2 separate regions of the Homo sapiens genome follow, and region 2 is linked to region 1. Evidence: read pairs that join two places in POLR2A ChIA-PET (ENCODE). Cell type or tissue: B cell. All regions are shown on one strand. Each heading gives the region's core, and the rest is flanking DNA. Links, peaks and the distances in the headings are about the cores only. Region 1 overlaps TTN (titin). Region 2 overlaps FKBP7 (FKBP prolyl isomerase 7).

The links. ChIA-PET counts read pairs that join two places held together with the same protein. Peaks named below come from ENCODE experiments on the same cell type or tissue, not always from the same donor. Only the 100,000 strongest peaks of a DNase experiment are listed, where the experiment ranks them.
Region 2: POLR2A ChIA-PET joins it to region 1 with 15 read pairs; 2 of 35 experiments call an interaction of 5 or more read pairs at or near these places.

Annotation. Positions count from the first base shown.
Region 1 is chr2:178,543,647-178,546,567 of GRCh38, forward strand. TTN (titin) reads right to left here. Exons shown (of 363, transcript NM_001267550.2): 342 at 2,566-2,856; 343 at 2,174-2,470; 344 at 1,742-2,047; 345 at 555-860; 346 at 188-469; 347 at 1-16. All of the region lies in intron 1 of TTN-AS1 (TTN antisense RNA 1), which reads left to right. Among named protein-coding and RNA genes, the nearest start is that of TTN-AS1, 22 kb to the left of the region's middle. RefSeq lists an enhancer at 1-456. In B cell, for the core only: no CTCF peak of the experiment used is centred there; no DNase peak of the experiment used is centred there.
Region 2 is chr2:178,471,553-178,474,473 of GRCh38, forward strand. The region is part of intron 2 of FKBP7 (FKBP prolyl isomerase 7); the gene reads right to left. LOC124906102 (a long non-coding RNA gene) reads left to right here. Exons shown (of 2, transcript XR_007087322.1): 2 at 2,303-2,415. Among named protein-coding and RNA genes, the nearest start is that of FKBP7, 5.6 kb to the right of the region's middle. In B cell, for the core only: no CTCF peak of the experiment used is centred there; no DNase peak of the experiment used is centred there.

The DNA.
Region 1 (2,921 bases), core at 266-2,765:
CAGGGACCAGGAGTATCTGAAAAACAGAATGAAAGATTCATATTTCCTATTTGCCTGATAGCTTTTTTTTTCTTGGGGAAATATAATCAACATAGTTCCTTTCTAGAGAGGTGATCAATCATAGGTCAAGCTATATTGTTTTAGAGGATCTACTCATTGTATAGCCAATTTTAAGTAAAATGCTTACCATAGACTTTAACAAGGACTGTTGCTGATTTCTTGCCAGATTGGTTTTCAGCTTCAATTGTGTATTTTCCAGCATCGTACCGATTAACTTTGTCCACTATTAGCAATGAGTAGCTCTCAGTGGTGTCAATAATTGCCCGGCTTGCAAGGTCAATGCCCTGCTTGCTCCACGTTATGACAGGAGGTGGTCTTCCAGATACAGACACCATCAAGCGCAAGGAGGCCCCAGCCCTGATGGTCACAGTCTTCTTTAGATCATCTGCAAGCTCAAGATCTGGTATTTCTGGAAAGTTAATGACAAAATTTAATTAATTCATGGACAGGTGTGAGAAGAAAATAATTCACCTAAAAGCTTCTGTGATAAATACCTATTCTTTCCACGGGCTCAATTTCAGCAATTGATTCGCTGTATTCGCTCATACCCTTCACGTTCACGGCAGCAACTCTGAAGGAATATTTCTGGCCCATTTTAAGGTCTGGCACAGTGAATTCAGTATTTCTTATTGTGGCATTGGTATGCACTCGGTACCACTGATCAGTGTCCTTCTCTTGCATTTCCAGAACATATCCTACAATGTCAGTACCACCATCGTACATGGGTTTGGTCCATGCCAAACTAATGCTGTGTTTGGTGGTATCCACAACTCTTGGAGCAGAAGGTGGTCCAGGGGTATCTGTGGAATTTAAAAAGTGAGATGCAGATATTAGGCAAATAAGGAAATGTTGAGATTTGTATTTTTTGTTTTCAAGACTCACAAAGGCATTATTGCTCTTGTCCACACTCACCAAGATAATCTTTATTAACTGGGCTCCTGATATTATAGGACAGCACAGAGTGCCACATTATAATTTAATATTATTATCTTAAGAATTAAATTGCTTTAGGAAAGTAGATATTTCTTCCCTACTTCTTTGGCCAGCTTTACTGTGTGTTCTCTATTAGCTAAGCTCATTACTTAAAGTACCCATTCTTAGGGACTTTTCTTTAGTTGCTTATCTTTCACTGGGTTAGTATCACTTGCCACCAATACATTTCTAATGAATACAAGAATTGGTTTCCTTAGCTTCCCCAATTCAGTCCCAGTGACTATTCCTTTATAGTTCTTGGGCTCAGACTCTGTAAAAGGATTTGCCACTTATTTTTGAAGCTCTTGTCACAATTACTTTGTCAGTAACTTATGAAACCACTAGAAACTGTATGTTCCTGCTAAACCTCTTCTTAAAAGGAGTTTTGCCATTTTTCTTTTCAGTTATTACAGTACAATGCATTTTTCTCTAAGGAAAATTTATAAAATAGATTCTTTTCATATTGATAGAATATTTTTTCATTAATTGGAAAATGCTGTACAACTTTTAGCAATTCTAATTGCTAACTTAACAGATGTAATAGTTAAAATGTTCTCTGACTTAAGCTATATTTATGATCATGCAAATAAGCATGTGCTTTTCTAGACCATTCATAAATTCTAAAAATTCTTAGAGATTGTGTGTTGGAAAATTATCTGTCATATAGTTTTGAGGAGCATTGTATTTATGTATGATTCTTGGAGCTCACATGATGGTTCTCTGCATGAGATGAAGTTGGAAGCTTCGCTGGGCTCACTGTTACCAGCTGCATTCACTGCGGTCACCCGGAACTGGTAATCACAACCCTCCATCAGGCTGGTCACCTTCAGCCTGGTATCATACACCACATAGTCTTTGTTGACACGTGTCCAGCGCAGGCTCTTCTTCTCACGTTTGTCTACTAGGTAGTTGCTGATTTCATTGCCACCATCAGATTCAGGTTTTGTCCACTGAATGATGATATGCTCTTTGCCAGTCCCAACTTCTTCAGGTATGCCGGGTGGTGATGGAATAGCTGTTTATGAAAATAAGGATGATGAGAATTGCACAAAATTACTATTGATAAGACTGCCCTTCTCCCTTCTCCCCCTGATTCTATTACATTTCAACTGTCAAATTATTTAAAAGTGTTAATACTTACTGAATGAGTTTCTGGCTACAATTGGCTCTGATTCAACAGGCACACCAGGGCCATATTTGTTTACTGCCCTCACTCGGAATATGTACTCATTGTTCTTGATGAGCCTGGTAACGACATAGGATAGGGTTGGGCATTCGCCTTCAACAATCACCCAGTTGAGCCTGCTAGTCTCGCGTCTTTCCACGATGTAGTGAGTGATTTCTGCTCCTCCGTCTTCCTGCGGAAGGCTCCAGGCTAAAGTGCACTTCTCCTGTGTTACTCTGCTGACGGTGAGCTTTCCACATGGGCCAGGGGAATCTGAAACAGGTGTAATGACAAGCCATGATGAAGATCATTCTTTCTGCCCACACTGGAAAATGCTATATAAATGTGAGAACATTTGACATGCTTACCAAGCACTTTGACCATGACAGACACGGCCTTGGTCCCGCTGGCATTTTTCACTGTTAAAGTGTATTTTCCACTGTCACTTCTGTCACAGAACTTGATCACAGCAGTTGCTCGTTTGCCAGTATACTGCAAAGAGACTTTTTCACAGAGATCTAGCTCCTTGTCTCCTTTGGTCCAGATAATTTTGGGTTCAGGTTTGCCACCAACTGCAGCATCCAGAACAAGATCAGAACCTGCTCTGATGGTAACCAGATCACCGTGTAATCGGGCATCCAGTTCGGCTTTGGGTGGAGCTGTCAGTAGGCAAAACAGATATGAATGAATATCTGAGAGTTTATTTTCACATAAATTGAGATAA
Region 2 (2,921 bases), core at 168-2,667, 72 kb before region 1:
AGATAAATATGTCATAAAAGTGACTTGCAAAAATGACTTGCTAAGGGGCAGCGGGTAGCTTGTGTCATCAGTATATTGCCAGTGTCCTACACAGTGCCTAATCTACTACAGGCAGTCCAATATTTGCCGAATGAATGACCCATATCATTTATTTTTAAAATGTTTGTCCTTGGAAGGAAACAGCAATTTCTTTAATAAAAAAGTGAAGCATTCTAGCTAAAGTCTTTATATAGTCTGAAGAGAAAAGAGTTTGTGAGTTATAGCCAAAAGGAGTAGCAGATTAGTAGTTTTCAAAGAGAAAACATAGAAAGATCTACCCATGCATCATATGACTAACATAAAAGTCCTAACCTAATGCACCACATATTACCTGACTTTAGAGTAGAAGAGCTAGAGATTGAGTCAATGATTGTTTTATAAAACCCATTCCTATTTTTTCCAGTTATCTCCTTATGACAGAATTATTGTCTCCTGACAATAATTCAAGGCAAACTCAAAACACAAATTCAAATTTCTTTTCTTTTCGTTTTTTTTTTTTTTTGAGACAGAATCTGTTCTGTTGCCCAGGCTGTAGTGCAGTGTCGCGATCTTGGCTCACTGCAACCTCCACCTCCCGAGTTCAAGTGATTCTTGTGTTTCAGCCTCCCAAGTAGCTGGGATTACAGGCACAAGCCACCACACCCAGCTATTTTTTGTATTTTTAGTAGATACGGGGTTTCACTATGTTGGCCAGGCTGGTCTTGAACTCCTAGCCTCAGGTGAGCCACCCACCTCGGCCTCCCAAAGTGCTAGGATTACAGCTATACGCCACTGTGCCCAGCCCAAAACTTGAATTTCTTAAGAAAAAATATTGTAGGTACATATGCAGTTTTTGAACAATTTTGCTATAAACATAGAAAATATTGGCCGGGCGCAGTGGCTTATACCACTTTTTTTTTTTAGACAAGAATCTTCCTCTGTCACCCAGGCTAGAGTGCAATGGCGCGATCTCGGCTCACTGTAACCTCTGCCTCCCAGGTTCAAGCAATTCTTATTTGGCTTATACCACTGCGCCTGGCCAGGAGGGCGAGATCAGCCTGGCTGGCCAGGAGTTCGAGACCAGCCTGGCCAACATGGCGAAACCCCATCTCTACTAAAAATACAAAAATTAGCCAGGCATGGTGGCGTGTGCCTGTAATCCCAGCTCCTCGGAGGCTGAGGCAGGAGAATAGCTTGAACCCGGGAGGCAGAGGCTGCAGTGAGCCAAGATCAATCACACCACTGCGCTCCAATCTGGGTGACAGAGCAAGACTCCATCTCAAAAAAAAAAAAAAAAAAAAGGATATATTGCCAATTACCTCTTTTTCTTGTTTTTTTTTTTTTTTTAAAAAAAACTAAAGTATAAAAATGAGGAAAATATGCATTTGCTACGGAATTACTTATATTTAGAGAAGCAGATCAAAGAAGTAGGAATTAAGGTAAAGAATATATACATACCGCATGTATTGTTATTTAAGCACTAACAAGTCACATGCATTTCAAGACATGCAGGGTTGTTCTGTGACATGAGACAAGGATATTTTGCAGAAGAAAGACTTCTTCAAGTACTACCTAAAATAAAGTTATAGCTAATGTTAGGTCTTAATAACAACTTACTTTTAAATGCTTATTTAATCAAGAGGTTGTTTGTTAAACAGTTACTTAAGGTCTACACTGCAACTTTTAAAATAATGTAATCCAAGGTATTGGATTACAATGCCTAATGTAACGCAGGCAAGGTCAGTATTAACTATGGTCCAATTAACACTTTTTTTGGGCCTCAGTTTCTTACTCTGTAAAATGAGGGTGCTGGTGGTATTACTAGTGAGATTAATCACTTTAATGTTTGTTAGAGATACCTCCAATTGAATATGAACTTGTTTCACATCAAACTTCTATATCTCTGCAGCAAGTTTCTGATTTATTAAGAGCTTAGGCAGCCTGGGTAGTCATTCATATCTAAGCATAAATTAGTTTATGAAAAAGATAAGCTAAGTGGTCCTTTGCCTGATGGCGGTGAACCCTGGATGAGCACCTGATGATGACAGATGTGTGTGCTCTAGGCAGATAGGAGAGTGGGTGCTCTAGTGGTAGGCAGAATGTGGAGGCATCTGAAGACACAACGCAAGACAGAAAGGAAAACTTTGAAAATGAGAAAGAGACTGAAAGGCAAACTCTGCCTCCAACATTTTGCCTAGAAGTGGCCTCAACTTTTGACAACATTTTTAGCACAAGTATTGCATTTGACTTAATTTATTTTCAATTTTCCTTCTCTTTCTCCTAGGTTCCTATACAAATAAAAACAGGATATATGAATTATGGTACCATGGGAGCTGTTCTGATGGGATCAAATTATTGGCAAAAAGCATTAAAAATAAAGCTGAAGTTATCTGGAAATTGTCTCTTTAGGAGTTTTAAGCCTGACTGGGTCTGACTCAAAGCACTGACACCCCCCCACCACCCGCCAATCCAGTGTGGGGCACTGATGCCCCGATTTTGCTGGAAAGAACTCTTAATGACTAAGACAACTGCCTCAAAGAAGGCATGCCACTTCCATGAAATATTTGGGAGCAATGCCAATATCTCATTGTGGAAAATTAATCTTTACTATTTCAAACCGGTGGAGTCAGCAGTGGCTCTAAATAGGGTAAGGAGGCAAAGATTCTTTCTGTATAGCCTTCAAGCAGCAACACGGAGCAAGAACCTAACTAAGGATGCAAGGTACAGCCTATCAGGCTGCCCATCCTCCTGCCTGCTTTAAAAATTTTCTTCTCTGTTCTGCTACATGCAATTTTTGTAATTTAAAATTTTAATTTTGGAAAAATTAATACATGCCTTATAAAACTTTCAAATGGTACAAAATGTTAGAGTGAAAAGAAATCTTCTCATCCTTGACCCTGAGG